Linked DNA regions of Mus musculus: region 1 is linked to region 2. The links are chromatin loops, found by intact Hi-C in ENCODE. Cell type or tissue: heart. All regions are shown on one strand. Links, peaks and the distances in the headings refer to the core of each region. The heading gives the core; the rest is flanking DNA.

The links. Peaks named below come from ENCODE experiments on the same cell type or tissue, not always from the same donor. Only the 100,000 strongest peaks of a DNase experiment are listed, where the experiment ranks them.
Region 1: a loop joins it to region 2, with 3.0 times the contacts of the local background. A loop is called at or near these places in 3 of 42 quality-filtered maps.

The regions. Positions count from the first base shown.
Region 1 is chr11:102,214,428-102,224,630 of GRCm38, forward strand. Hdac5 (histone deacetylase 5) reads right to left here. Exons shown (of 27, transcript NM_010412.3): 3 at 3,989-4,060. Among named protein-coding and RNA genes, the nearest start is that of Mir8101, 11 kb to the right of the region's middle. In heart, for the core only: CTCF peaks have their summits at 4,524 and 8,910 (motif pointing left); DNase peaks (open chromatin) are centred at 1,864, 2,364, 4,564, 5,644 and 7 weaker places; H3K4me3 peaks cover 5,312 bases; H3K27ac peaks cover 6,556 bases.
Region 2 is chr11:102,429,760-102,439,962 of GRCm38, forward strand. It overlaps Grn (granulin), which reads left to right and starts at 748. Exons shown (of 13, transcript NM_008175.5): 1 at 748-781; 2 at 3,206-3,350; 3 at 3,466-3,591; 4 at 3,727-3,811; 5 at 4,177-4,286; 6 at 4,383-4,518; 7 at 4,641-4,750; 8 at 4,944-5,067; 9 at 5,300-5,397; 10 at 5,487-5,732; 11 at 5,950-6,183; 12 at 6,265-6,489; 13 at 6,576-7,050. The coding sequence starts at 3,213. The coding sequence ends at 6,713. It overlaps Fam171a2 (family with sequence similarity 171, member A2), which reads right to left. Exons shown (of 8, transcript NM_199200.2): 5 at 10,115-10,203; 6 at 9,901-10,017; 7 at 9,673-9,799; 8 at 7,222-9,150. The coding sequence ends at 7,704. In heart, for the core only: CTCF peaks have their summits at 1,424 (motif pointing left), 4,869 (motif pointing left), 5,071 and 7,933; DNase peaks (open chromatin) are centred at 1,332, 2,512, 3,432, 4,852 and 7 weaker places; H3K4me3 peaks cover 2,858 bases; H3K27ac peaks cover 2,937 bases.

The sequences.
Region 1 (10,203 bases), core at 1,515-9,514, 210 kb before region 2:
TAAAGGGCACAGTAACCATGCAAAACCTGCAGTTATTGCTCCTACCTGGGGGTGGGGGTGGGAGTGGGGGTGGCAAGGGCCCCAGGGCCGATCTTGCTTCCATTCTCCAAGCACAGCCCGGGCTTCACTGTCCAGCAAGGCACCCTGTCCGCCTGGCTGCTTGCCATTATCCCCCTATGAGTTTAGACACCTGCTCCTGGCATCTCAAAACATCCTCTCTCCAGACTGCCAGGCTGCCAGGAGTTGTATTTATTTGCCTGTCTAAGATAACAGCCGCCCGCCTGCCCTCTGCATAGACCCTTCTCCCACCAGGGCCTTCCACGAAACACGAGAGGCAGCCCAGACTCTAACAGGCTGTACATCAGAACTGCCAAAGGAGGAGTTTAAATGTTGCTTCCCCCAGAGGTCCTGCAGACTCGGAACCTGCCTTAGACCACATCTCCTTGGCAATTCTGTTGCCATTTCAAAGCCAGAGAACCACTGTCTCCCAGTCCCTGGACTGCCTGCACTCATTCCTGTTGACAATCTGACAGCTGTTACAGCTGTGTGTGGACACGGTTAATCTGACTTCCTGTCTGGCAGCTGTGCAGAGGGGAAGGGACAGCTGAGGGTCTCAAAAACAAGATGAGGTAGCAGGCCATGGGGGCAGGAGAGGCTGTCTGCCTCTGTTCTTAGGCTCATCTTCTTTTGAGCCAAATCGCCTTCAGGGAGAGAGATAATTGGCCAAGTAGTTTCAAGTATTTGTGGGGGAAGACTACTCCTAGACACCCCAGGAGTGGGGCAAGAATGAGCCCTATTCTCTAGGAGTACAGATTTTGGAGGTATAGGTGGGCCTCCCACATAAGGTTGTACAAGTTGGGTACTGCAGATGGGTACCCAACTGAAGGGACAAACTGGAGTTTGACCAGCCCATGCTCTGGTTGCTAAGCCATAGACACTAGCTCTGAGGACACACCCACCCAGACAAAGGACTGTTTTTAAAGAAATGTGAGAGAAAGCTTTTGTGTAGGTTAACAATGGCCCCACACAGACAGACCTGAGTTCAAATCTAAGCGTCTACTTATTCTGTGCTCTGGGTAAATTCTTTCACATCTCTAACCCTTCTCCACTATGGGACGAGGGTAGTAACATCCCTTCCTAAAAGATACCAGTAAGGAAAGTCCCGGGTATCCCTGTCGCCTCGTGGATTACAATATTAGTTCCACTCAAGTCCTGCCCTTCCTATCTTCCTGGCATCCCCACACCTACACATTCCTGACGCACAGCCATGCTCGGAATGGCCTCAGGAGCCTAAATAGGAACAGGCAGGGAAAGCCCCGGCTGCAAACCTGAACCCCGTGGGACTTCCCAACATCCAGAGCATCCTTCCTGGCACAAACCAGACTTGGCCTCCCTCGGCTGGGAGAGAAGCCTCCTCAGCCATTCTTTCCCCCAGGATCCAAGGCCTCGGCTCAACCAGAAATGTACAAGGGGACATCGGAGCCCCACTCTGCAACCACTGGGAACCCCACAGTGGAAAGATCACAGGATCCTCAAGCTAGGGCCGAGCCTAGTATATGGAGGTGCCCGCTGCACACTGGGCAGTCACAGGGTAACTAGACAGAGACACCACGAGCCATCCACAGTGGAAGGGGAAATCGGCCCCTTTCCCCTTCCTTGAGCAAGAAGAGCCGAGTGAGTGTCTCTCTCTCCCTCTCCGGCTCACTCACCCTTAGGTGCTCACTGTAGCTGTCTCTATCCAGCCACCAGGTCAAGCCCTAGAATAGCACCCAGGCATCCTGCCAGAAGGCGGGCCCTCCACCTCCTCATCCAACACTCATTCATCTAAGTACCACCCACAGTGCTAGGTGTGTGTGTGGTGGTGGTGGGGGGGGGGTATTAGCAGCCAACAAGACAGACAGCAGAGGAAGCAAAAGCTGTCCCTAAGTAAGAGTTCCCAGGACCTGCTGCTACAAGGGACAGAGAGGCAGGATCTTGGAAGGCCCCTTGGGCTGGGACACCAGCAACACCATCCGAGAAAGCACCCCTGGAAACCGGCTTTGTCAGCTGTAGGCTTCTGTCTCTCGTCTGGAGACTGCTCAAGAAATTGGAGGGAGAGGGTGTGTGGTGAAGGGAAAAGGGACTGCAGGGAAACACCAGGCTTCTGGGCCCTCATGGCCATGTTTATCTAGGGAGGATTTTTTTTTTAACCCAAAGGTTAAAGTGTTTCTATTTGAAACGACTATTTACATTCCAGAGTCCAAAAAAAAAAAAAAAAAAAAAAAGGCAGCCAAGCTCCAGGCCTATATCTGTCCCCAGCCGCGTCACAGACACGGCATCAGAACTGTTCAGGGGAACATTCTTAGCCCTCTCCCTGAGCTGCTAGGGTGACTCACACCTCCCTCCTGCCAGCAGGGACTGCGCCACACTCAGAAGGCCAGGTTGGAAGGGGGGGGGGGGGGGAGTTGGAGATCTAGAGAGAAGGATTGGCTGGGGTATATCCAGGGATAGAAGAACACGGTCCCAAACTTTCAGGGTTTCTAGGGTCTGAACCAAAGAAGAGTAAACAAGAGGGAACTTGGGGCCAACTGGCAGCTCAGTGCAGAGTGGGTGACCAGCTAGAAGCCACCCTAGGCGATGCTCCTCAGACATTCCTTAACCTCCCAGGAGACCACGTGAATATGCAGAAGCCACTGAGGGTTGAGGACAGGGGCTATAGCTCCATTAGTCCTGAGCAAGCAGCAGCCTTTTGGGCTCCATCCCAGGGATTTGGTAAGCACACTGCAGGGCTGGTCTCCACGACTATGCCCTATCCTAGGATATTGAACGGACATCCCTATCCACGTCCGAGCTGACAGCAAATCACGTTCCAAGGATTTTCCAAACCTTCCCAAAACATTCTTCTGACTCGGCGCAATCCTACTCAAGTCTTAGCCCTGGACAGCAGAGAGCCAAATCACAGGTACCCACCAGAGAGAGATACAGCTTCCACCTTCTAATTGAAACCTTCAGATCCACACCCATGTATCCAGAGTCAAGAACTCTAGCGCGCGCGCACACACACACACACACACACACACACACACACACACACACACACATATTCTCTCTCTCGAAAGTACCAAGCCAGCCACTGCCAGGAGGGACCAAGCAGGCATGGGTCCAGCAGGCCCCTCCCTGGAGGAAGCATCTTGTGGTGCCAGCCTGGTGGCAACAGGTTCCTGGGAGTGACAGAAGGAGTGGCCAGCTCTGGGGGGACCCCACCCCCTACCAAGGATCAATAAAAAGCTCCCCCAGGGAAGGTGGGCAGGTCTAGGAATCCTCGAGCTGAGGTTAGGGGGGGAGGTCTTTAAGCCCACCTGTGGTCAAAATAACACATCCCTTATCCTCAGAAAGTGGGAAGAAACCACAGCCCAGGGAAGGAAGAGCTAGGAGGTAACTAGGAACTAAGCCAAAATCCTTAAACACCCCAGCTGCTAGTCTCTGCTCAACCCTATCCCAACAAGGCTCTTCCTAAGAGTCCATTCTCAGAAGCCTCCTGACCAAAAACTTGCCAAAGTCACTACCAGGTCAAAGCAAGCCACAGAGGCTCGGATTCTGACTCCTGCAGGTACTCCAGGCACAACTTCTTCCTCTGCTCAATTGTGGGGAGAGCAGGCAGCCTGAGACAGGTCACTGACCCACTTCCTCCCCCTCTGACCATGGTCCAACTAGGCCAGAATCCTCTAGGAAGCCCTAGCCCCTAGCAGCTGAGGCTGACCCTGCTGAAGGCAGAGGCACTGGAGGGATGAGGCGGAGGGTGGCTAGGAGGCACCGTGAAAGGACAGCCCTGGGCAAGGAAGGAAGGGAGGCTGCCTTAGAAGCACAGCTCTTCCAGTCCACGGATGTTCAACAAAACCCTCAAAGGCTGAAGCAGGACCCCGATGGAGGAAGACTCACAGTGAGGTGCTCAAACCAGGCGCCAGGATGCCCAAGAGCTGAGGGCAGGTGGGGACACGCAGCCACTTACCTGCCACAGGGATGCTGTGCAGAGGAGTCCGTGGCAGGATTTCCAAGGATGGTTCCCGGCCTGACATGCCATCTGCTGAGAAACAGGACTCGGTCTCATAGATGGTCTGCAGCATCTCCACAAGCCCCTGTGCCTTGGGCACCAGCAGCATGCCAGGGAGGGGCCGCCCGAGGCGGAAGCCGGTGAGGGAAAAGGTGGTCAGCGGGGCCAGCTGGCTGCTCAAGGACTCCCTCAGGCCACTGCCGCTGGGACCCACGAGGCAAGGAGGCACCTCATCCGGCCTGGGCGCGCTCCGGAGGCAGCAGACGCAGGGAGGCTAATGAGGCTGAAGGGCCTGCTCTCCGCTCCAGGAGCGTGGACCAAAGTCTGTCCAAAGGTTCCAGGAGTTGGGCTATGGCTGGGTGCTCAGGGGACAGGAAGGGGAGCTCAGTGGGCAGGCAGGCTCTCTCTGTGTTCCCTCCCAGAGCCACCGGTGACAGCTCTGGGCTTGGCTCCCTGCTCCTCCTCCCCGAATGAGCCGCCGGCAGCTGGCAGGAGACTGAAATAGCAGTTGGGGGAGGGCCCTGTCTATAAATAGGTGGAGCATGCTCAGGGAGCCGCCGGCTGGCTGCCAGGAGCCCAGGCCTGGCGGAGGCCCCATGGGGGGAGGCGCGTTCCACCCCAGGAGGAAGCGCCAGTCAAGGGGGAGGGGGGCAAGGGAGGCCTGCACTCAGGGCCAAGGCCACAGACCTGGGTGGCCAGTGGCTGGACTAGAGAAGGGTGCAGGCAGAGGACCCATGCATCTGGGGTCAGCTTTGGCCACTGCTGGGGGCAAACAACGGACTGGACACCAAGCAGCCAGCCTGGATCTTCTCTCTTCCCCCTTTCTGTGCAGAGCGAGGACAGGAATCAGAAAGACTAGGGAGAGGTGACAGACACCCAACCACCTGGTCTAACCTCGCACCTCCTCCTTACAGCCTGTGGAGTTTGTGTAACTTCTGCCTTCCCACAGAGCTGGGAGATGCCTTTTACTATCAGGGAGACCCTAAATAGCAGTGGGGTGGCAGCTCTCCCACCCATTCTGCAGTGCTCCCTCTGGCACTCGGCCTCTTCCCAGGGACCAGAGAGATTTTTCTGGGTTGGCTCTGCCCAGCCCAGGCAGGGGACTGGACAGCACCTGCCCATTCTCGGCTCAATCAATGCTTTCCTGGCAGCGTCCCCAGCTGAGGGCACCACAAGCCGCAAACATTGCCTTCGTGCTAACAACGACCACCAGCAAGAGGCCAAGATGGGGAAACCGAGGTACAGTACAGCGAGACGGAAGTCACTCTCCTCACAGAGCTGCTCACGTGATAGGGACCAGAGGTCTGAAGCACTGACCACCATAACTCATGGGCAGACTATGCACATCTGCCCCAGGTACAGGACCTCCAGCGCCCAAACAGGAAGACTTGGGGTTGGAGGCCCTCCAGCAGCTGTTAGCACCCTGGCCTGGCAGAGTAGCCTCAGCTCTCCACCTTCCTGGGCCATGGGGGTCACTGTACCATCAAAACTGGTGCCACTGCCAGTGTCACCTACTGTTGACCCCCCTTCTTCCCGAGTTGTGCCTCCCACTGATAGAGAGATCCCACTTGGCCCCCTGACCTCACTGCAGCCTTTTAATAGACCGGTTATTCCTGGGTCTGTAGGCTCCTCCCCCTTTCGTGACGTCACAGTTACTATTTTGGACCCCTCCTGGCCCCTCCTTGCCCCCCACTCCAGGCACAGAGCCAGGGACACCTGTCCTCTCTCTGGACTGGATGACCTCACCCTCCTGTCAGGAGCCTGGGAGAAGCAGTCCAACCAAGGACATGGTGGCTGTGACTCCAGAAACTCATCTTCCAAGTTTCTGCCAGGACTCCACCGGGGCCTCCTCCCTCAGGTTGGAAAACACACACAAGGGTGGTGGTGGTAGAGGCAAGCTTTCCCAAGCATGGTGAGATGCAGCCGATGCTGGGGTTCGGGGATTTGTTCCCCAGTGGTAGACCAGGAACTAAAGTGGGAGGAGGCTAAAGCTACAGCCAAGACAGATTCTAGATGGAAAGGCAGAAGACCTGTGCAATCTAGGAGCTTGGTACTGGAAACCATTGCCTGTCTACCGTCCCTCCTCCAGCTGCATCCAGATCAACTAGGTCTCTCAAGAAGAGAAGGGAAGACCAGAGGCTCTACCAGTGACAGTCCCAGCCAGACACAAGGGAGCCCAGAAGGCCGTGGGCAGCGGCCCCTCCCAGACGAGGCTCCACCCACCCACGCTGGGAACAACCAGAAGGGCTGGCTAGCCCTGTCCTGGCACACTCTTACCTGCCCCAGGCCCAGAAGAGAGTCAAGGAAGACCTGCTCAGGGGAGAAGAGCAGCTAGGACAAATTGAAAGCAAAGCGCCTGAGACCCTAGATTAGCCTGATGTCAAAAGAGGTCTCCCTTTTTTGTTGTTGTTGTTTTGAGACAGAGTCCTATTCTGTAGCCAAGGCTAGCCTTGAACACACAACTATTCTCCTGACTCAGCCTTTCCGCTGCTGAGACTACAGGTTTAAGCTATTAAACTTGGTAAAGAGGATTCCTCACAATTCTTTTGAGGACACAGGCACTCAAAGGCCAGGGCTCAGTGAGAACAACTGGCGCTATCATGACTTCTACTCTTTCCCAAGACAAGTCTCCATCTTCAACGCAATTCCCAAAAAGCTCTGAGGAAACGTGCTGGGATAGGTCTAGGGGGAGCAAGGACAAGCCTCTCTCTTCTTCCAAGATGCAAATGATGTAATGAGGTCTTCCTAATGTCTAGCCTCAGGCTTTCCTACTATAGCGCCCCCTTCTCCTGCCTACTTTCCCATCCCTTCCCATCCCTGGCTCCCGAGTCCCACCCTATAAATCTCCCAGAGTGCTCACTGAGGGTGTAGTCCACGAGACACATCCAGAACCAGCACCAGCAAGTTGAAGCCCAGCTTGGGCTACAGAACCAGCTCTGTTCTCCCAGCAGTGCCTCTGCTCCCGACTCTAAGGCTACACCCCGGCCTCCAAATCCTCTGAAGCTGGAGCAGAAGGAAGAGCCCAATGGTGCCTCCTCCAGCTCTGCCCAATCTCATTTCCTGGGCCCAAAGGCTGGCTTGGAGCCCTTACCAAAAGGGAAGAGAAGTCTTCTGCCCAAGGTCCAGAGACCCTGGACTAGGAGGTGCCCAGCAAGCATCAACCCTACTCCCCTGCAGTTCTTTCCTTTGAGCCTGATCACACTGGGACCTGTCAGTATGGCCGAGACACCACCACGACCCAGGTCCACAGTTAGCTACTGGCTGAATCTTCTCATTTAAACCCAACTGTAGGAAGACTATAGACACCCACTTTGTCATCTTCTACTTCCTCTCTGGGTTGATACTGCCTCTCCTCACCAGCCAGTCCTGAGCCTCCAATCCCTCTGGAAGGAAGCTGAGCAGAGGAAGAGAAAGCAGACTCCAATCAGCCAAGGCACCTATAGACAAAGGAGACCAAGGGTCTTCCCCCCCAGACCCCTGCCCGGGCCAGCGCTGACCCACTTTCTCCTCCGCTGGCTGGCTGCCTGCCCTCCCAGGGGCTCGGTAGCAGAGCCTGAGGCAGGGAGACAGGACGCCAAGGTTCCTGGCTCCACCCCACACCCATGCCCCAGTTTCTCTGGTCACCCCAAAGGGAGGGGGCAGTCGCCCTCCCTCCTGGGAAAGGAAAGGAGAGAAAGTATAGAGGGCGCTAGGAGGTGCTGGGCAGACAGGTGCTATCATGCGGTTCATCTTCCTCCCACGCAGGGCAGAAGGAACCTAGATGCCTTCTCCAGGGCCCCACCAACAAACATCTAGATGGGATCACGTGGCAGGCCACATTCCTGTCCTTCTCTAAGCCATGGCCCTGAGAACAGGGTACAACCAGGGCAGTTGAGGTCCTAGGTCCCAGGGAGGCTCTTCCAAGTCAAAGCTGCTACAAATCCTAGCCATCATTAACCCCATGCTGGGGAACGTACACACAGGACTGGCTCCAGAAAAAATAAAGAACCCCTCACCCCATTTGCACCCCACCCCACCCCCACCCCGCCTAAAGAAAAAGGTAGAGGGAAACAGACTGGCCTCTTCCAGGGAGCAGAGTTCCTCAGATGGCCAGAGAGGTAGACAGGTCAAGTACTAGCATGTAGCCCAGCCCAGAGATATAAAGAGAGAATGCCCACTGGCCAAAGTGGTGGGCCCAGAAGCTAACTGCTCCGTCTCCACCTGCCACACCTTAGCAGGAACTTGCATGCTGACTTTTTGGCTACGACTGAAGGGATGGACCATTTCCTGTCTTTTGGTCCACCACAGGCCAGCCTCAAAAAAAAAAAAAAAAGAAAAAGTTGTTCTTATGCTGAGAGGAACCAGGGAAGAGAGAGAAAGTGCCCTGCTGTGCTTGCCCTGCGGCTGTATGCCCTAAGAAGGGAGGACCGAATGAGCCAGGATGTGGGGAGAGATCGGTCATACTCGTCACCCCCTCCTGTCTGTAACCTGTCCTGGGGCTCCCAATCTTTCTTAGGGCCTTCTGCAAGGTGTCCACTTTGCTGTGGACACCTATGTGCTCTGAAAACAAAGTCACTTTATTATTGTGGAATTCCAGCTTCTTCCAGGCTTCAGGGCATCGGAGGAAGCCCCAACCCAGATGCCAGCTGAACTTGGAGAACAGATGCTGAGCCCCTTCAAAGAGTAAAAGCTGTGTGCAGACCGGTTGTCTCCATGCCACAGGGCAGCTGGACCCCACTAGAATAACCAGCCCCGGAGCTGTAGAAAAAAACTAAGGGAAGATCCACAGCAGGTCACCTCTCGGCACAAGACTCAACAGTCTTAAAATATAGTTCTATATCCTGTGCCCCTCTCTCTTTCTCCCTCCCATACACGGAAAAGACAGCATCTCCCCCTGCTGGGGGCAGCTGGAAAGCCAGCCAAGAGACAGGTCACCAAGAATACCTATCCTACCAGAGCTCAGAAGCTGCCAAGCTAGCAGAGATCTCCAGCTACAGCCCGCTCCCACCCAGCTCAGGCAGGATGGTTACGAGGAGAACCTGGACCATCAGTGACTAGAACACAGCCCTAGAAACTCGCTGCAAGAGCAAGAACCCCTATAGCTGGGAAATGTCCTCCCCAAGCTACCAACAGATGTCCCTGGGCAGCCTCTGCCTGTCTGATAGAAGAGCAGAGCTGAGGGACCGATGGATAGTCATCAGGCCTCTTCCTGTCCCTTTGATGACCAGAGGATGAGACAGGAAGCCAGAGCTCCAGAGCCCACCTGGTGCGACCCTTAGGGGTTTGAATGAAGGCGAGGGCAGGAAGACCCCAGTGGGAAATACAAAAGCAGTGAGAAGACAGCTGGGGAACGGCTCTCCCCAGTGTGGGGCTGGGTCCCTCCCTGCTTCTTGCAGCTCAGTTCTTATCCAATCCCCTCATCCTTCTTTTCTCTAGAAAATATCCATCTAACCATGCTTGCAGAAAAAGATACAGGACCAGGCAGTGCTGGGAAGGGCTAGGGTTGGGCGGGATACAGCAGGAGAGGCACTGACCATCTCAGACTGTTTACAAGGAGACAGCTAGGGGCAAGAGACAGCGATTACTCCGACCATGCTAACTTGCGACCTTCTGGGGAACTCCTGAGGGTCCGGCTCAAGTCATTTGGACACACCCTCATAGGCACACTCGTCGGGACACACCCAAACAGAGCTACCTTGTGTCCCACCCACAGACTATTCCTGGCAGCACCCAGCAAGGTCCTAGCAGAAAGGAATGGGAAATGGGAGTCAAAGACCCCCAACACAAGAATCCACCAAGAGGAAGAAGGTCATCTCCTTACACTCAGCAAAGAGCCAAGACTCTTCTACAAACACATAACCCCACTCCTATCCCTACACTGTATAGCCTAAGGCATTGGGCTCTTTAAAGCTCCACCAGGAAAAAGGTACAGCACAGGAAAAAGCCATCACCACGAGAAGTAGCACGAGCTGTCTCCAGGAAAACGCTTCCAACACTGTCCCAGGCTACCCAGGGAAAGTCACACCTCCATCTCAGGTACCCAAGGGCAGGCATGGGGCTGAGGGAGACCCAGGCTCTCCCAGAGCCGTGGATTCCCAGGTCTGTCTCACAGTTGGCCTCTGTTTTTTCATTTGTTTTTCCGGGAAGATTTTTGATGCTGTGACATTCTCCACTCCTGACCCCTTCAATCCCGA
Region 2 (10,203 bases), core at 687-8,686:
AAAGAACAAGATATAAACTACCCAAGGAAAGGATTCACTGTCTTTCCCAATCTAGTTTCAAGTTCCTCTGTCCCACCTTATCAGCCTCTTAAAATTCTTTCAGCTTCAATTTAATGCAGTGCTATCAATATGGATTTAAATCTCTTCTTCCCCCCAGTTTGAGCCAATCTCCTGCCTCCTCCCTACACACATCTACAGTGCCCGGTACTCGCCCTTGAACCTTTATTAGATTTAGTCTAAGCCACTCTCCCCATTCAAACCTGGGGACTATTTATCTTCACCCTCACAACCATCTTCCAACTGGTTTCGAGTCCTTGTCTGCCAGGCGTGAAGAGACAGGAATGTACAAAAGTCCCGATCCAGAAGCAGACACCCTCCAGTAAACGACCTTGAACGCGTGCCCTCAGGGCAGCTCTCCTAACTGTGGGTGCCCTTAGGCATGAGGTGTCTCATCTCTGCAACACTCTGCCGCCAGAACCCAAACCAGCAAGCTCTGCCCTGGGGGAGGCGGGCTATGTTGTCATATGATTCTCTAATCACATGATCCCTAGAAATGGGGTGTGGGGAGAAAGAGGAAAGGGAGGAGGAATGTGAACTGAGTAGAAAAGAAACACAGCATTCCAGGAGAGTCCCGCCTCTACGTAGACAAGTAACCAATGGAAGCCCTGGATCTCCGAGCAATGGCTAATGGAAATTGAGGTGGGCGGGCCATCGTGCGGCCAAGCCCTAGTCCTGGAGCTGACCGCCAGATGCCTCCCAGGGAGCCCGGACCCCGACGCAGGTAGGAGGACCCTCTGCAGACAATCTCCCCGGCTACTGTCCAGAGGTCCAGAGGCCTGACCAGGCTGCCTGTGCAATTGAGGGTCCTCTGGAGTCTCAGCTCAGAGACAAGAGAAGACCTGCCTCTTGAAACTCCCCTAGGGGTTTCTGATGCACTAACGAGGTTGTTTTTTTCTTTTCTTTTTTGGAGGGGTGGGGGCAGTTGTTGTAGAGACACCTCCCCGCACCCCCTCCCCCCCAATAAGAGGCTTCTCTTGCCCAGCATGTCGGAAAGCTGCAGGCCTTTCTCCAGGACAGGAACCACCCCACTCTTGGGCCAGCTCCTCTCTTGTCCGTACTTCCCACCTCTGTCTCCAGGTCCGGCTCTTTCTCTTTCGGACGCTGCAAGTGTTCTCTGCGGCGGCGTGCATTGGGTGGGGATCTCCGGCCCTTGGCCCCCAGAGCTCAAAGGGGTTGCGAGCAGGACCAGGGCGTGATGGCTGAGTCCCTGGGTTGTGTCAGCTTTATTTCCTTTCTTGGGGGGCGAGAGAGCTAATTTCCGCCTCTCCCCGCCACTTTTCCCCCGCTGCCTCTCATCTGGATTGGCTCACCTTTTAGGAAATTCATTTCCCCTCGACACTCAGAGTTGGGGGGTGCCACCTAGTGGAAGATGTCGGAGCTAGGGCTTTGAAAGGCTCCAGTTCTCCCTAGCTGTGTAGTGTAGAGGTGGCCAGGGGCTCACCACTCCCTAGCCCCGTTGAGAGGAACTGGGTCTTCCCTACCCCTTCCTGGTTAGGAGATGGCCTCTGGGATGTTCTTTGAATTAGGTGAAAGGGCACTTGAAAAGACCTAGAGAAGGAAAGAGAAAGATGGCAGATCCTTCTATGTAGCCCAGGCTGGCCTGGGATTCACCTTATAGCCCAAGTTGGCCTGGCACTTGCAACCCTCCTACCTCAGCCTCCCAAATGCTGGGATCAAAAGCATGCCTGCCATGTGTGGGTGGCATTTCCTGTCTTTCATAGCCACCAGTGTCCAGGCAGAGAAGAATTGAGACACAGGGAGCAATTTCTGACATAGAGTGTCACTTCCAGGACTAAAACCCAAGTCTCTGTACCTACTTTTTAAATATTTTATTATTATTATTATTATTATTATTATTATTTTTTTTTTTTTTTTTTTTTTTTGGTTTTTCGAGACAGGGTTTCTCTGTGTAGCCCTGGCTGTCCTGGAACTCACTCTGTAGACCAGGCTGGCCTCAAAACCAGAAATCTGTCTGCCTCTGTCTCCCAAGTGCTGGGATTAAAGGTGTGCACCACCACCGCCCGGCTCCCACCCTGTTTCTATCCTGCTTGGGTCACCTGCCAGAAAAATGCTCTGTCCTGTCCTGTTTGGACCTCTGGCCTCTGGGATTCAGGGTCCTTCTCTGACAATATTCAGGGAGACCAGTTGGCATATGAACCCAGTCCCATATCCCGTCTTTTTTCCCTGACTTGATCCTTAGGCATGGATTTGAAAAGTGAAAGTAATATTATAATTACTGTTTTGCATAGTTGTTGCAGAGAAATACAGTAAGGAGAGGGAGAAAGACTCCCTAGAGGGTCTTTGAATATTGTTGGGTCATTCTGGGTTGCTGGGTAGGCCAGCTGGGCTGGGGAAAGGCTTATTAGGGAAGTGAGAGGCTCGGTTCCTCCTGCTGAGGCAGTGAGGCACTGTGCTGGGTCTTCCCACTTGCAGCTGAGTTTCGGTTTCTGAGGGGGGAGAGACGGAGGCGGTCCGTTTGAGGTGCCCTGGTGATGTCGGGAAGGGCTCACCATGAAGTTAGCTTTAAGGCTGATCCAGTCTCTGTGTCCCCTTCCCTTGGGTGGGGTGGGGGGACAGTTGTGGGTAGGCGGTGGCTGGCCCATAGGGAAGCCAGACCAGACCCCACTGACCACTGCACTTCTGTTTTTACAACTTTCTCCACTGCTCGGTTTCCCATATGATCATGTGACTGATGACTGTCCCTCTCCATCCCCCAAGGCTTTTGAAAGCTACAGGTGGCAGTTCAGTGCCGGCAGTGGGGCTGGCCATCCTCCTGTGTCTGCTGAGGTCTCCTCTGCCTCCCAGTTAGCCCACAGTCCCATAGATAAAGCCACAAAAGCCACATGCCTTCCTGACTGCCATACCCCGTGCCCCCCCCCCCCACTTACCCAGAGTCTCAGCCGTATGTGAGGCCATGAATCCACACGTGTTCATGCCCACAGTGTGTGCCAGCTGACGCATGTGCGCTTGCTGCACACTGGTAGGACGCTGACACAAGCGACACATCTGCTTGCTTTCCTGTTGGCTTGTTGAGAAGACTCAATGAAGCCAGGGCCTTGGTCAGAGCACAGGGGAGTGCGTGGCCTCAGAGTAGAAGGTGGCACAGAGTTTAAGGTGGCTGCCAAACTTTGCTTGGCATTTGTAGGCAGACCATGTGGGTCCTGATGAGCTGGCTGGCCTTCGCGGCAGGGCTGGTAGCCGGAACACAGTGTCCAGATGGGCAGTTCTGCCCTGTTGCCTGCTGCCTTGACCAGGGAGGAGCCAACTACAGCTGCTGTAACCCTCTTCTGGTGAGTGCCTCCTGCCCCAGTTGGCACCCCGGGCCTTTTGAAGGGCTGGCTACCTTGGATTGACCAGAGCAAGGCTGGCACAGACCCTTTGGTTGATGTCATCTCTTCTTTCCAGGACACATGGCCTAGAATAACGAGCCATCATCTAGATGGCTCCTGCCAGACCCATGGCCACTGTCCTGCTGGCTATTCTTGTCTTCTCACTGTGTCTGGGACTTCCAGCTGCTGCCCGTTCTCTAAGGTGACAGTGCCATTGGCTTGGGGAGTTGGGGTGTGTGTGTGTGTGTGTGCTTAAAATCTGTGTTTACCTCTTTCCTTCACTCTAATAGTCCCAAGCAAAAGCGTCTTGCTCACACAGACCTCTCTGTGTCCATAGGGTGTGTCTTGTGGTGATGGCTACCACTGCTGCCCCCAGGGCTTCCACTGTAGTGCAGATGGGAAATCCTGCTTCCAGATGTCAGGTGCTGTGGGGCACAGGGGAGGGGGGCATGTGGGGAGGGACATCGGGTGGCACCTGAAGGGCCCAGGAGCCCAACCGCCTGGGTGGCCCTGATTCCAGAACAGAGGGGCAGTTCTGAGAGAAGAAGGTGACAGATAAGGATGCCGAATTAGGGGTCTGGGGACACGGAGAGGCCATGCTGGAGTGGTTTAACACCACTGGATGCCTTAGTTGTCTCTCTGCAGTAGGGGCTACCTGGGAGATCACCTAAGCCCTGGGACTGGCCACTAAACCTCCTGTAGCTGGACCAGCAGTTCCTTCTTGACGGTCCTGGTGAATGGCCTTTGCTGACTAGATTAATGGAATTCTGGGTTCTTCTATTTGCAGATAACCCCTTGGGTGCTGTCCAGTGTCCTGGGAGCCAGTTTGAATGTCCTGACTCTGCCACCTGCTGCATTATGGTTGATGGTTCGTGGGGATGTTGTCCCATGCCCCAGGTACAGGTGTAGGGAAATGGTGACTAGCGGGTAGCGGGGTGGAACTGGGACCTGGGGCTGATGCAGATGGATTGAGGATTATCTGTCTCTTCTCAGGCCTCTTGCTGTGAAGACAGAGTGCATTGCTGTCCCCATGGGGCCTCCTGTGACCTGGTTCACACACGATGCGTTTCACCCACGGGCACCCACACCCTACTAAAGAAGTTCCCTGCACAAAAGACCAACAGGGCAGGTGAGGAGGCTGGGAGCCACCCAGCCAGCAGCACCTGGGGGGTGAAGCCACATTTGACTCTTGGATGGGAAAAAGTCCCCACCATCCTGGCAACCCCTCCACATGCCTCATTGCTCTTTCAGTGTCTTTGCCTTTTTCTGTCGTGTGCCCTGATGCTAAGACCCAGTGTCCCGATGATTCTACCTGCTGTGAGCTACCCACTGGGAAGTATGGCTGCTGTCCAATGCCCAATGTGAGTGAATGGCTGGATTCCCCTGAGCCCATATATAGTCTTACAAGGAGGCTCCAAGCACTGGGCTGATCCCTGAGAGCTCTAAGGCTCATGCTGCCCCCTAGTGGCGGTTTGAAATAGTGTACGCTATCAGCCTGGCTCGCTCCCTGTCCTCACTACTGGAGTTCAGAGACTTATACTTGTCCCAACCTAGGCCATCTGCTGTTCCGACCACCTGCACTGCTGCCCCCAGGACACTGTATGTGACCTGATCCAGAGTAAGTGCCTATCCAAGAACTACACCACGGATCTCCTGACCAAGCTGCCTGGATACCCAGGTACAGGACCAAACTAGACCCCATTTCATTCCCTCAATAAAGAGGGGTTCTTGTCAGTTATGGAATGGCTATCAGCTGGGTGGGTTTTGATGGCCGCATGGAGGGACCTGGCAGTTGTAGACCCTCTCCACTGGCCTTGCATGAGGCTCACTGTGACTGGGTTAGCTGTGTGCTCCGTTCTCCGCACCTGGTCCCACTGCCTTTGATGATTTGGTCTCTGCCCACCTCACAGTGAAGGAGGTGAAGTGCGACATGGAGGTGAGCTGCCCTGAAGGATATACCTGCTGCCGCCTCAACACTGGGGCCTGGGGCTGCTGTCCATTTGCCAAGGTACCTGGGAGCAGTGGGCACTGCAGTCCAAGCGGAAGGGGCAGCCAGCTTGGTACCAGTGCTTATTGGCTTTGCCCTGTCTACCTTAGGCCGTGTGTTGTGAGGATCACATTCATTGCTGCCCGGCAGGGTTTCAGTGTCACACAGAGAAAGGAACCTGCGAAATGGGTATCCTCCAAGTACCCTGGATGAAGAAGGTCATAGCCCCCCTCCGCCTGCCAGACCCACAGATCTTGAAGAGTGATACACCTTGTGATGACTTCACTAGGTGTCCTACAAACAATACCTGCTGCAAACTCAATTCTGGGGACTGGGGCTGCTGTCCCATCCCAGAGGTAACATAGAAAGGGAGGCAGCCCTGAGGGGGTAGAGATAGCATCTTGGCCTGGGCAGGTGGGTGGCAAGAGTCCCGTGGCTTTATTTCTTCTGCACTCTGTCTAGTCCAGGGTGGGTACCCAGTGCTGTGACCTGTCCCCAGCAGGAGAAGCTATGAGCTAGAGAGGTAGACTCCCATGGTCCTCTGTAGGGACATTCTTCTCTGCCCACCCCTAGGCTGTCTGCTGCTCAGACAACCAGCATTGCTGCCCTCAGGGCTTCACATGTCTGGCTCAGGGGTACTGTCAGAAGGGAGACACAATGGTGGCTGGCCTGGAGAAGATACCTGCCCGCCAGACAACCCCGCTCCAAATTGGAGATATCGGTTGTGACCAGCATACCAGCTGCCCAGTAGGGCAAACCTGCTGCCCAAGCCTCAAGGGAAGTTGGGCCTGCTGCCAGCTGCCCCATGTGAGTCTCCACCCCACCGCCCTGGGGGAAGGGAGCTGTGTTCTTGGGATATGAGTGTGATCCCATCCCCTCGCTCCACAGGCTGTGTGCTGTGAGGACCGGCAGCACTGTTGCCCGGCCGGGTACACCTGCAATGTGAAGGCGAGGACCTGTGAGAAGGATGTCGATTTTATCCAGCCTCCCGTGCTCCTGACCCTCGGCCCTAAGGTTGGGAATGTGGAGTGTGGAGAAGGGCATTTCTGCCATGATAACCAGACCTGTTGTAAAGACAGTGCAGGAGTCTGGGCCTGCTGTCCCTACCTAAAGGTCAGTGTGACCCTGACTCTGGGGCTGGGTGTGGCCATGGGCTGTATTCTGCCCTGTCTAGTACTTACTCTCCTTTGACTATCCAGGGTGTCTGCTGTAGAGATGGACGTCACTGTTGCCCCGGTGGCTTCCACTGTTCAGCCAGGGGAACCAAGTGTTTGCGAAAGAAGATTCCTCGCTGGGACATGTTTTTGAGGGATCCGGTCCCAAGACCGCTACTGTAAGGAAGGGCTACAGACTTAAGGAACTCCACAGTCCTGGGAACCCTGTTCCGAGGGTACCCACTACTCAGGCCTCCCTAGCGCCTCCTCCCCTAACGTCTCCCCGGCCTACTCATCCTGAGTCACCCTATCACCATGGGAGGTGGAGCCTCAAACTAAAACCTTCTTTTATGGAAAGAAGGCTGTGGCCAAAAGCCCCGTATCAAACTGCCATTTCTTCCGGTTTCTGTGGACCTTGTGGCCAGGTGCTCTTCCCGAGCCACAGGTGTTCTGTGAGCTTGCTTGTGTGTGTGTGCGCGTGTGCGTGTGTTGCTCCAATAAAGTTTGTACACTTTCTGAATAGTATCTGATTTGTTGCGCCAGGGCCCTCTGATACCAGCATTCCCCATAGGAAAAAAAAAATCACACATACACATACACATACACACACACACACACACACACACACACACACACACACACACACACACACAGAGAGAGAGAGAGAGAGAGAGAGAGAGAAAGACAGAGCTTTAACCTCACCAGCTTTGTATTTTTTTTGTTGTCAAGAGTGTTATCACATTATCCTCTAGTCTCCAGGATCGCCCCAGCCACCAGCCCTGTGACATCCAAGCAGCACCCCTCCCCTCCCAAGGGTCCACAGAGATTGCCCCTCCCTTCCCAGCCCTCACCCTAGCAGCTGAGGCTGGCTCGCCCCTCCTGCTCTCCCACAATAGATCTTTCTATGTACAGCCACGTTTATACAGGCACTGCTCCCCCACCCCAGCCCTCTTCCCCAGCCCCTCCCATGGGGGACCGGGTCCCTCCCACCTCCCTCTGTTTGGAGGCCAATCCAGGGTCCCTTCCCAAGACACTCCCCCAGCACATACCACAGATGAGCTCTGCCGACCCCTGAGCTCTTCTCCGGGATAAGAGCGCATGCCCCTCCGCCATAGCATCCCGGGGCGCGCACTCTGGGAACCTGCAGGGGCGGTGGGTGACCCCCGGGCCGCACTACTTGACGTTGAACACCATTAGCGGCCGCTCCTCCCGCCGCTGCCACGGGCTCTTCTTGTCGCCAGCCTCGTCGCCCACCTCCGCCCCCAGCTCGTCCTCCGGGCTGGTGAGCGAATCGCGCCGCAGCTCACTGGCGCTGCTGCGGGAACTGTCCCCACGGCTGCGGCCCCGACCCCTGGGTACCGTGGCTGCCCGGCCTTCGGGTGCCACCACCTCGTCCAGCAGGGGCGTTAGCGAGTTGTCCTCCGGCGAGCAGAGGCCGGTGCGGCTCTCGCTGCTGCTGGGCTCTGTGTCTTCGCTGAGCGCCAGGCGCGGGGGCGCGGGCGGCGGCGGCGCGGGCAGCTGCGCGCGCTCCCGCTCTTCCCTCGGGAGCCGGCGGCGCGCAGGTCGAGCCTCGTGCACGTCGACGCCTGAGTCCAGGCTGGCATCGGTGCTGCGGCCGCCGCTGCCCGCCTGCAGGTCGATGTAGGAGTGGCGCACTTGTGAATTGGAACGTCCGTCCAGGGATACGAACCAGGCGCGCGGGTGAGGCTTCACTCCCAGTTCCAGCAGCTTCTTCTCGGTTAGAGCCTGCAGCTCGCCGTTGAGCTGCGCCATGGTGGACTCGTTGAACAGCACCGGAATGGTGACCGAGCCGCTGACCGGTGCGGAGCGCCCGCCGCCCCAGCCCTCGCCGCCACCGCTGTCGCCTCCCGCACCCGCGTGGCCCTGCATCAGGGGGCGCTGGGGGTCGGGTTGAGGGAAGGGGCGCGCGGGGCCGGCGGCCGAGCCCTCCGGCGGGGTGGCTTCGTCGCCCACTCCCGCGGCGCCCGCCTCTCCGCCCAGGCGCACATAGTGTGCGGGGATCACCAGGGTGGGCATGACATTGCGGTACACGTTGTCCTTGAGGTGGTCGATGGAACCGCAGAAAATGAGCTGGCCCGGTTGGCTGAGGGACGGCGGCCGCGCCAGCTGGTCTACCGACTGTGACAGCAGAAAGTCGGGGGTCTTGCTCTCGGCCGCCCCCTTGTGGCCCAGATAATGGTCGAAGGATGGCGGCGGCGAGGGAGGCTCATGCAGGAAGGCCGCGGCCCCGGCTGGACCCCGCCGGTATTCGTCCAGGCTGGGCTCCAGCCCGCCAGGACCCTCGACGGAGCGGGCGCTCTTGAGCCCGGCACCCTCAACGGTGCGGGCACCAGGAGGCTCGGCGGCCGGTCGGCTGGCGGAGCGCGGTTTGGCACGGAAGAAGTCATCCCGCGAGGATGCTAAGTCTCGGGAGCTGGAGAAGGCCGAGTGTAGGGAGCCTGGGGGAGGGGCCTCGGGGTCTCCCGACGACGTAGGCTCCAGGGGTCCCCCGCAGATGAGATGGAGTTGAGACATCGACGTAGCCTGATCTCGTTTGTTGTCCGAGGGGCCGGAGAGCTGCAGCTTGCGGTGCTGTTGTCTAGGCTTCAAGCAGCGTCTTCTGCAGAGGAGGAAAGAGACAGGCGCTCAGGGATGCCGAAAGTAAAGGTATTTCCGTAAACCGCCACAGCTGCTGACATAAGGGATGGAGACAGCAGTGAGGTGGAGATGAAGGATGCCTGGAACATTCGAGAGAAATGGTGGGGGACCCAGATGATGTCTAGAAGCTGTTTGTAGAAAGAAGATCATTCATCTAGGAGCTGCACCCGTTCAGCTTCATGGGGGTAAACTTGGCAACGTTTGGCATGTACAGCAGCTAGGAGTGCCTGCTCTGGGAGTGAGAGCTGGGCTGGTTGGAGCCGCGATTGGAGTCTCTGCAGAGGCAAGGCCTGCAGGTCCTGCCATCTGTCACCCCATTCTCTAAAGCCACCAGTCTCTGGAGTCTTAGCTTTTGCATTGGCATTCTTTCCTGGAAGCACTTTAAGGATCTTCTAGAAGCATCTTTGGGACCCCAGTGCAGAGCACAGGAGCAGGGCTTGGGATGTGGTGAGAGAAGGTGGGACAGGGCCCCAGGTGAACTCACCTGCAGTAGTAGATCAGTAGACACAGCAGAATGAGCACCAGCAGCGCCAGGGCAGCCAGGATCGTCAGCAGGAAGATTGTGTGGTAGGTGCCAATGTCCTGAATGCCTGAGGTGATGGTAACCAGCCCTGTGCCAGGCAAGGGCTTAGGACGCCCTTCTCACCTTTCACAACTCTCCCACCCTTCCCTTCCCCCTACTGCCCCTCCCCCACTGCCCCACCAATCTCACCAGATGTAGGGGAGGCCATGGCAGCTACCCAGTACCCTAGCTGCGGGGAGACAAAAGTCCAGTAGAGCTGTCGGCCTTCCTTCCGAATCACACCAGTGCCATTTCGTACCCACAGTCCTAGAAAGAGGCCAGGGGAGTTCATCAGACTCAATGTTCTGCCACCTCCAACAGAAGCCCCATCCTCTAGCACCGGCACCCTGCCCCTAACACTTACCACTCTTGGGGTCAAACCTCCAGGCTGGAATGCTGGTGCCCACAGCAAGGGCACGAGGCTCTGAGGGCACTGGCAGGGACAGGTGAATG